Regions from separate parts of the Mus musculus genome. Here region 2 is linked to region 1. The links are chromatin contacts, found by Hi-C or POLR2A ChIA-PET in ENCODE. All regions are on one chromosome and are shown on one strand. Each heading gives the region's core, a stretch centred on a gene start or an enhancer-like site at or near the end of the contact. The rest is flanking DNA. Distances are from core to core; before and after follow the strand shown. Region 1 holds the start of Map3k5 (mitogen-activated protein kinase kinase kinase 5). Region 2 overlaps Map3k5 (mitogen-activated protein kinase kinase kinase 5).

What was found. Hi-C counts contacts between places; a loop is a spot of excess contacts on that map. ChIA-PET counts read pairs that join two places held with the same protein, here RNA polymerase II (POLR2A).
Region 2: POLR2A ChIA-PET joins it to region 1 with 18 read pairs in Patski. The contact joins the enhancer-like site here to the promoter of Map3k5 in region 1. A Hi-C loop is called at or near these places in 1 of 37 maps with a recorded cell type or tissue (left cerebral cortex). POLR2A ChIA-PET finds 5 or more read pairs at or near these places in 1 of 5 experiments (Patski).

The regions. Positions count from the first base shown.
Region 1 is chr10:19,931,312-19,936,893 of GRCm38, forward strand. Map3k5 (mitogen-activated protein kinase kinase kinase 5) reads left to right here and starts at 3,215. Exons shown (of 30, transcript NM_008580.4): 1 at 3,215-3,763. The coding sequence starts at 3,295.
Region 2 is chr10:20,101,479-20,107,060 of GRCm38, forward strand. It overlaps Map3k5 (mitogen-activated protein kinase kinase kinase 5), which reads left to right. Exons shown (of 30, transcript NM_008580.4): 18 at 2,682-2,787. Among named protein-coding and RNA genes, the nearest start is that of Map7, 67 kb to the right of the region's middle. Within about 2 kb of position 3,373, at least 1 of the 3 ENCODE cell types and tissues checked has a DNase peak (open chromatin) inside an H3K27ac peak, as active enhancers do.

The sequences.
Region 1 (5,582 bases), core at 1,965-4,464:
TCTTCAGACACACCAGAAGAGGGCATCAGATCTCATTACAGGTGGTTGTGAGCCACCATGTGGTTGCTGGGATTTGAACTTCGGACCTTCAGAAGAGCAGTCGGGTGCTCTTACCCACTGAGCCATCTCACCAGCTCCTGGGCAGCCCCTCTTGAGGAAGCAGAATGAGCATCAAAATACAAACAGCATCAGGGCAATCCACAACACTTCTAAACAGGCCCATTAACCATCTTTTTCCCCTACCTTTGATTGGTGGGCTATACGGGAGGTTGAAGCATTTAAGAACCCTTATTAAAATAGGTTTTAAAAACAATAAGCCTACAAATAAGAGTGTCTATTTTCTTACATCCAGTCTCAAAAAGTGTGTTGGAAAACTTCAGGATTTTGCCAATAGATTTAGTGAATGTGGTTATATTACTATAAATTTTAATTTGCACATATTTCATTATCAATAGAGTAGGATTTCTTTTTATACATGCAAGAGTCACTTATATTCCCATGATCATGAATTGCATATGGCTTTGTTTCTTTCTAAAGAATGTTTTTAGGGGCAGGAGAGATGGCTCATTAGCTAAGCTTGCAAACTACGCTTGTGGATGACCAGAATTAATTCCCAGTCCCTACATCAAGCAATTCTCAGCCATCTGTAACTCCAGCCCCAGGGACTGACACCCACTCTCCTTTGAGGTCACCTGCACTCACACGCAAATGCTTAAAGACAGACAAATAAAACACACCTTAAAAAAAAAGAAACGTTTTTATCTTTTTCCTACTTTTAGAAACTCATGATTGTGATATAACCGTATTAGATAACATTTTATTTGTCTACACTACATTTGCCATGGAAAGATTTTGTTATCCAGTTTGTAATTTTTTTCCTTTTAGATTAAAAAAAAGATTTATTTATTTTATGTATGTGAGTACACTGTTGCTGTCTTCAGACACATCAGAAGAGGGCATAGGGTCCTATTAAAGAAGGCTGTGGGCCACCATGTGGTTGTGGGAATTGAGCTCAAGACCTCTGGAAGAGGAGTCAGTGCTCAGAAACACTGAGCCATTTCTCCCTTCCCATTCCTTTTAGATTTTTGAATCCCAGTCCTGAAGTTACTTTCATCCCTCTTTTTTGTTTGTTTGTTTGTTTGTTTTGTTTGTTTGTCTTTCAAGACAGGGTTTCTCTGTATAGCCCTGGCTGTCCTGGAACTCACTCTGTGTAGACCAGGCTGGCCTCGAACTCAGAAATCTGCCTGCCTCTGCCTCTCAAGTATTGGGATCAAAGGCATGCACCACCACTGCCCAGCGTTACTTTCATTCCTTTGTTGTAAAATGCTTGCCCTTATATGTATTAAGTACTCAGTTCCATTTTCAATACGTATAAAATTTGCCTGGTGCAATGGGGTGGGGAAGGAATCTGTCCTCATGTTGACCCTCGGTGGCTTTTTTCCTCCAGACTCATCTAACAGGGGAGATTTAAGAAGCACGTGTAAAAACAGCCTGCTGATGTGTGCTTACTGCTTATAAACTGAAAGCTACCTTGCTACTCAGTAGAAAATGAACTAGGTGACTGTTTTAAAGGAACTGGAGTGACAGATGAATCTCCCAGACTTACAGTTTGCTTGGGGAGTACAATAAAGTCACAAAAAGGACCTTATTATTTGGAAACTATCAATAAAATACTGTAACAATTTAAGAATTGGGCAGTGTTCTGGTCTGAATGTGTCCCTCGCCCCCAGATTCCCCTTACTTAATACTGTGTTAAGTAAGGCTTTGGGGAGTTTGACATCCAATTTACATTTTGCCTCTTACATTTTGGCTTACTAACCTCAAGTTAGGAAATCCAAATCCTTTACGTATTGCAGCTTGCCTTGGCTTTCCTGACATGACCTACAGCATTCTGGGAGAGTTCTCTGGGAATTTACACATCTGGTTTTGCTTCCCAAAATAAGCGGGAGCTTTTTGATCACACTAAAGCAATCAAGCCTTTTCATTTGTGTATGGTTCAGTTTTAAAAAATGAAATAAGTTAACTTCTCTCTTTCAACTCTGAATGATAATTTTCCCATGCATTTTCTATCTTAGGTATCTGGCATTTTGAGGAAGGGGTGACTTTAAGATGATATATGAGAGTATTAAGTCATTCGGCAATGGAGCCAATCAATTACTCATTAACGATAACAGCGTAAGCAACTGGAAATTTTACAATGAAAAGTACCAGCGGCTGCCACGATAAATTTAGCCGACCACTTCTAAATTTAGCGCCCCTGTCACTTATAAACCACTTTCCATTTGAGGCCTGGGCTGTAGGGCGCTTGTTGGATCCTCCCGCCTCTCGGCACGCGTGTTGCCACGGTGCATCCAGCGCCACGCGCTGCCCACGAGCGGACCAGAACGAGCGAGGCGCGGTGGCTGCGCCCAGCGCTGCAAACGCCTGGCGGGCTGACCGGGACAGTGCGGGTTAGAGACTCTTCTTTTGCGCCGTCCCGCAGCGAGGCGCGCACAGGGTTTCAGCCCTCTTTCCCAGTTCTCTGAGGTCCCGGAGCAGTGGGTTCGGTCCAGGCTGCAGCTTCCCAGCAGCGCCCTCCTCAGGGGCGGGCCCTGGCTCTCTGTGCTGCAACGAGTGGGCGGCCACAGGCGGGTAGCCGAGAGGACGGGCGGCTGCGAGACGGTCGCTGGGACTCGGAGGGCGCGGCGAACCGGTGAAAGAGGAAGGGAAGGAAGGAAGGAGGAGGTGGTGGTGGAGGAGACGGAGTCGGTGCAAGGGAGCTGTTGCGGAGCAGAGAGGCGGATCCTTTCGGGAGCGGCCACGGAGGTTCCGGGACGCGGCTCGGGGTAGCCCGCCCACCGCGCGTAAGGTGTTCTCCAGGTAGCGCCGGCACCCAGAGGGCGCCCTCGCCCGGCCCGCGCTCGGCAGGCGACAGCTCGCGGCTCCCCGAGCGCGGCGCCCTTGAGCCGGGCTGCGCAGGTTGGCCGCCGACTCGTCCGCCCGCCAAGAGGAGGAAGCTCTGTCCCTTCCCGCTCGCCGCGGCCGGCGTCCCCACCCCGTGGACTCTCCACCCTGCAGCGGGCGAGCGGCGTGGCCACGGAGGCGCCGAGGAGGGGCGAGCCGCCGCCGGGCAGCGGCGTGGCCCCGGGGGACAGGGCGCCCGAGCGGAGGCGGCGGCGGGGCGGTGAAGGCGCGGCGCGCGATGGCAGCTGCCTAGCCCGGCGCGCGCGGAGCAGCCCGGAGCTGTGGCTAGCCAGACGGTGCGTCTGGGCTGGGGACTCCGGGGTCGCCGCCGTGGCAGCCCGGCAGGCAGAGATGGGCACCGAAGCCGGCGAGGGCATCACTTTCTCCGTGCCGCCCTTTGCGTCCGTGGGCTTTTGCACCATCCCGGAGGGCGGCAGCTGCCGGAGGGGAGGAGGAGCGGCGACGGCGGCGGAGGGAGAGCCGAGCCTGCAGCCCTTGCTTGTGCCGCCGCCGCCGCCACCGCCGGGCAGTTTCTGGAACGTGGAGAGCGCGGCGGCTCCCGGCACCAGCTGCCCTACCACCGCCCCCGGGAGCAGCGCCACCCGAGGCCGGGGCAACTCTGGCAGCGGGGGCGGCCGGCGTACCACCGTGGCTTATGTGATCAATGAGGCGAGCCAGGGGCAGCTGGTGGTGGCGGAGAGCGAGGCCCTGCAGAGCCTGCGGGAGGCGTGCGAGGCGGTGGGCGCCACCCTGGAGACCCTGCATTTCGGGAAGCTGGACTTCGGGGAAACCGCCGTGCTGGACCGTTTTTACAACGCAGGTGAGTGGCAGCTCGGCTCGTTGCTTTGCCCAGCCGGTTTCTCCTGGCTGTCTTGGTTGGGGGGGGGGGGGGATTTTTGTTTTGTTTTGTTTTTCGTGGGCGGGAAGCAAGCTTCCTATTTACATCACGCCTCACCTTGAGAGCGGCAAGAGTGGTTGCAGGACTATTCAGGCCGGCCGCTCCTAGTTGAGGGTGTGCTGGTGCAAGTGACTGTATTTGTGCGGGAGATCCTCCGCTGATTTATTCATTATCCGGCAGCGAAGACCCTGGGTCCAAGTACAAGGCTCGGAAAAACACTTCCTCCCACCATTGCGAATAATTGCTTCAATCACTTCTCTTCAGTTAGGAGGTGGGTAGGTTTTGCTTTTGCAAACACACACCTGTGGCCCACTGAAGTGATGTTCTGTTCTCTGTGCAGTCTTGGGAGTACAGAAATGCCCTTATGCTAAGCAGCCAGCTGTGTGCAGAGTTTCGTTTGAGTTTTCAAAGCGCGGCCTGACCTTCCCCAACTCATTTCACCTTCGAGTTTTGGTGGCTTCAATTTCCCATTCTCTTACTACTTTGAACGGTCAAATAACTATATGTTGGAGTAAAAGCACCGTGAAACACACCAAATGTGTGTGATCTTTGTTAGAATCTTGCCCAAAGAACCAGTTTTTTTTGTTTTGTTTTTTGTTTGTTTGTTTGTTTTTTTAAAAAATTACCTCAGATACTGTGGTGAGTGGAAGAGTTTATAATTTGGCATGGTTTAAAGAGTTCCCATGCAATTTTAATGACAGATTCGGTTGACTATTAAAGTGATTGTTAATGTAATCCACCGGAATGTCTCCCTTTTAGTCCATTTCAGATTTCAAAAACTGTTAAGAGAGTTCTGATGACTAAAGCAATTAGCCAGCCGTCTGTCAGCAAATGTTAGGAATGGTTGTGTGCTACTGAAATCCAATGGGATCAAGTAAATAGACATGCTAATTTTTATAATCGTGGTGGTGGGAAGCCTGGTTTTTGTCTTCAAACACAGTGAGCTTCTCCCATTTGTGATCACAAGGTTTTGTACTTCAATCTAATTCTCTTACAGCCTCTTTAAAACACCTGAAGGAGGCTTATGTCTGCTTTGGAATTCAGCCAAAGCTGAATATTTTAAGAACAAGAAGAACTTCATGTTAAGAAAGCCAGACTAAATAAACTGAGACTTTCTGGTTTGGGTATTTTTTAAACAGTCTGTCTTCATAACTGAACATGAATTTAATATATTATAGCTTGGTTCTTGGGGTGGCTAGTTATAAAAATTACATAAACATAACTTTTCTAAAAATTATAGCACTCTTATTTTTGGATTATAATTTGGAAGACGCTTCAAAGAACCAAATGATATGAGAGGAAAAAAGCCAAATAGGAACTTGAGCTTATTTTTATTGCAATGATAGAGTAGGCTTATTTTTCCTAGGAGTCCAGAAAAAAAAAAGTCTTAAACCCTCAGCTAATATGAAGGAAAGTTTCCTAACAAAGCTGTCCTCTGTTAGTCTCCAAATACCATCTCTGCAAAAGGAGAGAGGGTAGAGGAGAGCAGGCATGTGAACTCTGTCTCACTCCGGCCTATGACCAGGCCTGAGATGAGAGTACTATTGACTTATTAGAAGAGACTGGCCCTGGGACTCATAGTCAGTGGCTTGCCGTTGCACAGTGCTGGCATTAAAAGTTTACGGGGGTGGGGGTGGGGGTGGGGGTGGGGGTTGCTTTTGTGCAGAGCACATTTGCTATTAGAATCAAGGGAAGTACTCGGTTTTCAGATCCTGGGCTCAAGAGCTGGCCAGGATCTTCA
Region 2 (5,582 bases), core at 2,123-4,622, 170 kb after region 1:
GGTGCTAGTTTTGGTTCATAGGCATCATAGCTGGGTACTTCCTTTCTTTGGAAGCTTGCATGGCATCTTCTGCTACAACGAAGGCTCGGCCTCATGGAGGAAGCTCTAAAATCAGAGCCAGCTTGGATCCCTCATGTCTGTGTCCAAAGTATATGGTATGTTCAGCAACAGAGACTTCCGTTCAGCCTCTGGGAAGCATCCAAGGCAGTGACAATAGCCAGGTATAGGGAGTCTCTTCGACAACTCTAACCCACAGCTCAAAAGGCTACGTCTCATGCCTGGTGCTGGGGCTTTTGTTACTAGTGTATGGCTTCTGGGGAGAGCATTGTCAGCCCAGATGGGAAATTTCATATATATAGTATGTGTGCATATGTGTATATATGTATAGGCTTGCATGTCTTATATGTAATTCTGATAGATAATAACTGATTCCTTATGACTTTTTCTTACTCTTATTTTACCCTCTTCTCTCCTGCTTTATTAACTTCCCTCCACCTCCCTAATTACCAGGACAGCCAGAGGTACACAGAGAAACCCTGTTGCAAAAAAAAAAAAAAAAAAAAAAAAAAAAAAGTGCCCCTGCTTTTCCCTCTACAAGTCAGTTGCACCCAGATATTTACCTATATTGATTCCCACCATGCTCCATGGTTCCTTTTACCTTCTGGTTTCTGTGGTTAGTCTAGTTTATTTGCTCACATCTGAAGACTTGGAGCTAGGGACCACAGATGAGAAAGAACATGGGGCATTTGTCTTTCTGGGTTTGGGACATCTCACTCAACATGATCTTTTCTAGTTCTGTCCACCTGCCTGAAAAGTTTATGATTTCATTTTTCTTTACAGCTGAGCAGTCCCCCATGATGTATATGGTCCATGATTTCATTATCCGCGAGTCATTTGACAGATATGTAGGTTGTTTCATTTCCCAGCTATTGTGAACAGAGCAGCAGCAGTCATGGCTGATCGGTGGAGTAGATGTCAAGTCCTTTGGGCATACGCCTAAGCGCGATATAGCTGTGTCATGTGGTAGACTTAGCTTTTTGAGGATTCTCCAAAGCAGTTTGCAGTCCCATCAACAGTGAATGGGGGTTCCCTATACCCCTGTAACATTTGTTGTTGATTATTTTATTGATTTTTGCCATTCTGACTGGGGTAAGATGAAATCTGAAAGTTACTTCAATTTGTATTTCCCTAATCACTAGGGACAAGGGATAATTTTTTCGAGCTATTTCTTAGTTATTTTTATTTCTTCTTTGGAGAACTCTGTTCATATCCCAAGCCCATTTACGAATTGGTCCTTTGGTGTTCTTTGACTCTGATTTTTGAGTTCTTTATGTATTCTATATATTAATCCTCTATCAGATGTATAGCTGGCAAAGATTTCTTCCTAACTATGGGCTTCCTCCTGATTTGATTGTTTCTTAGGTGTGAATAAGCTTTTTAGTTTATTAGGTCCCACTTGTTGATTATTGAAGTCCTGCTTAGGAAAATCATTTTCTATCCCTGTATCTTGCAGGGTACTACCTGAGTTTTCTACTATCAAAAAATGATAACGTTTTGACAGACCCTGGCTTTTTTCTTTTCTTTTTTTTTTTTTAAGATTTATTTTATTTATATGAGTACACTGTAGCTGTCTTCAGACACACCAGAAGAGGGTGTCAGATCTCGTTACAGATGGTTGTGAGCCACCATGTGGTAGCTTGGAATTGAACTCAGGACCTCTGGAAGAGCAGTCAGTGCTCTTAACTACTGAGCCATCTCTCCAGCCCAAGCCTGGCTTTCTTAAAGTATGTTCCTTTGGTAAACAAACAAAATGAGTTCACCTTTTGGTGAATACAAAGCCAAAAAGTGCAACCAGGAGATTAAAAGAGAAGGGCATTTCACTATTGAGAGCAAGCAGAGGTTTTGTACTTTGGGGTTTTTTACTTTTTACTAGCCTGAACAGAGAGGATTTTTCTTGTGGAGCCTCTCCGTGCATACCCATATTGATATTGGAAGGTGCGCATGCTCGAGCACATGTGGCTTAAGGTGTCCATCCTGTGATCATGTTAGGGGCAGAGATCACATGGTCAAAGGGATAAAGGGTGAACATAATACTGCCAGAACTGAGAACTTAGAAGGATAATGAGCAGAGATTACTATGGGCTACCTAGAAGAACGGGAGTGATTGTGTGACTCGTTTCTCTTAAATATGTTTTCAAGCGTGTTAGCCGAGACATATGCCAAACTTTGAAGGTCTTTTAAGCAGGCAGCAGTGTTCTGTGTGTATTATAGGTGTTTGTTTCTAATGCACCTGCTCACTACCCTATAACCAACGTAAATGTCCTAGGTAATCCACAGAAAGTAAGGAACACCACAGAGAAGAGTGCCTGGGAAGTGAAGGAAGTTATTTATATAGATACTGTCCACAGGTGACCCAGGCTAGCTTAAACTGTGGTGAACTTTCCCTCGGGGGCCATGTTTGGCCTGTGACCTGAAGAGAAGATTATAAACAACTGATAACATAAATGAAAATTATATCAAGAACTCTGTATTGAAAGGAATTCTCTCCTGAGATAAACTGTTATTGAAGAACACAGTATGAATGCCATTGTTTGGTCTAAGGGCACTTTTATTAGGCTCAAGTCAACCACAAACAGCATCAGTGAAAAGATAACATTTTGATTGGAATATTCTTTCCCTAGGGTGACAATGTATTGATTAATACCTACAGTGGTGTGCTCAAGATCTCTGACTTCGGGACATCCAAGAGGCTTGCTGGCATAAACCCATGTACCGAAACCTTTACAGGTACGCTTTTCCCGAACGATACAGATCTTGGATAATTAAGAATGTAATTGCTGAGCCTCAGCGTCAGGTGAGAGATAAACTAAGTCAGGTTTCTCACAAACACTGATGCTGGGATTGCCTGATGCTCACTGGAAAACTGTACGGGGCCTGACTTGCCCTCCTGTCTTCCTGGGTTCTGAGTGGCTCAGCCTGTGTGTAAACCACTGAAGGTGACTTCCCACTCTCAGCATGCTTGCTTTTTGTTTCCTGACCTTTTTTTTTTTTTTCCCTTGACTGGCTTACAGCCACTCTGACCCTCACGAGACTGCTGTTTACAAACATACCCTCACCCAGCCTCTCTGATTCTTACTCATACCCAAACAACTTCCTATCTGGGCTCCAGTTTCCCCTCCTTCTTAGTCTGTTTTCTCCCAGGAATCAATTCCCCTCCCCCACAACATAAATAACCCTAAGATTTCAATTCAGAAAAGAGGAAGTGACTCATCCACTCGGAAGAGGTGGAGATGAGAAATTGGGCAACGCAGTGACTGAGCTGCCTCTGATGCCAAGTCCTGGGAGGGTGGAGACAGCAGTTTTCAAAAAGGTGAACACAGCCAAGAGGAAAACAGAGCCCAGCAGATGGATGACTGCCCATTAGATACCGAGCCTGCAGAATGTCTCTGTTCCATGTTCTGATGCTAACTCTCCAGGAGCATTGGGCTCTGTTATTATTAGAGGAGGAGGGCAGGGCCAGAGATTTAGAGATTGACTAAAAAAAAAAATTAAGGAGTCAGTGACTAATCTTTGATTCAGTGTAAAGCAAAATGGCCAGATGTCCCCATTTCTGAATCCCCTGTGGTAGACAGAAGCGCCCCCATTTTGCAAGTGGGACATTAGTGGAAAGAGGTGGGAGACACCTCTGGTGGTCAGGGCAGTTTGTCTGTGATGGAGCTCAGGGTTTCCTCTCTACCTTTGCTCTTGCCATTGGCCTGCAGACCTCAGTCCATCTTCCTCTCCCCCTTACTCTGCAGTCTGTGCTGGTGGCCTCGGAGGTGGGAAGGAGGAGAGAGAAACCCTTGTGCCTTTCAGATCCTCCTATCTGCGCCACCTCCTGGACTCCACACAATGTATTTCAGACACAGGATTACCCATATTTACGATGTATTTTAAAATAAATTCCAACCGACGAGCAACTTCCATGTTTGCGCCTCTTTCCTCATTCTCTCTCAGCTTAGCAAGCAGCCATTTAGATGTTGCCCAGACTCAGTGACTTGGGAGATGATAATTCCTACTTCTGCAATGTTTGTGGGCAGGATGTTGATCTCATACCTCCTTTTCATCTTGAAGATTTGTCTTTAATCCACAAGGCACTGTAGGGAAGGAGCCCTCACCGGGGCCCTGAGCCTATAACTCTCCCACTGGCCACACATGAAGGTGATGTGTACAGTGTATGACTAAGGAGCTCAGATCTCTCTTTCATGCTGATCTGAGAGCCATGGCTTGCAGGCAGGTCTTGGTCCTTTCAACACTGTGGGCTTTGTAGTCCTGACTGGCTAGAGGTCAAGATACCTCGTCAGCTCTGGTGAATGTAGTGGGAAGACCTGGCTTGATTTCAGCTCCTGCTGATTTGGGTGAGGGGCAGACAGGGCGAGTCATCGTTTATTGCTCTGACTGCATACCTTGCTTGGGTGCACAGTGCATCATACACACTGAAATTTGTACATGAACCCTAATCAGGAGGTAACATCATCCCGGTTTATGGTGAGAACATTAAGGTTCAAAGAGTTTAAATAACTTGCCCAAGGTCACAGAACTGTTTAGTAATAGATCTGAGGTTTGAGCTAGACTTGACATGCTAAGTGGAGTTAATTACCTTCTCCTCAGACCTTTCCCACCCACGTTCTTCTCTGTCTCTCGCCACTGAGGGCCACTCGAGACTTTGGCTGTCACTGGCACCCTTTCTCACGCTGCAGTCTGACCATCGAGGAAGCATGTCGGTCCAGAAGTGGGACGGGCTATGACCCTTCCAGTGCCAGAGATCTCCTGTCACAGCCGCCTCACATGGCCTCTCTGCTTCTACTCCTGCCCCTCCTGTCCATCCTCAACATTGCAGCCAGAATGTCTCCCAGAGCCCTCGGTGGCTTCCAAGCAGAGTAAACAAAGCCAGAGCCTGTATGTCCCACAAGGTGTGGCCTGCCTTGGAGCCCATTGCCTTTCAGACCCTGCTTCTCCCTCACCAGGCACTGGGAGCAAAGAGTTTCCTCAAGGCCAGAACCAGGCCCGAGGGCTCCCTCCACTTCCCCTCTACACCATACCACACCCTCTCTAGCACCCCTCCTCTCTCCTGCTCAGTCCATTCATGTCCACTCTTACAGTTTACCTCTAATCGGGGTTCTTGACCTGTCTTTGATCCATTAAACAGTTGTTCTTAACCTTCTTAAAACGGTAACCCTTTAACACACTTTTGCGTGTTGTGGTGACACCCCCCAACCCTAAAATTATTTTCTTTTTTTTTTTTTAAAGATTTATTTATTTATTATATGTAAGTACACTGTATCTGTCTTCAGACACTCCAGAAGAGGGCGTCAGATCATGTTACAGATGGTTGTGAGCCACCATGTGGTTGCTGGGATTTGAACTTCGGACCTTCGGAAGAGCAGTCGGGTGCTCTTACCCACTGAGCCATTTCACCAGCCCTAAAATTATTTTCATTACTGCTTCATAACCGTAATCTTGCTATGGTCATAATGTAAACATCTGATATGCAGAATCTGACACGTGACCCCTTCAAAAGGGCTGGTCGACTCCGAGAGGCG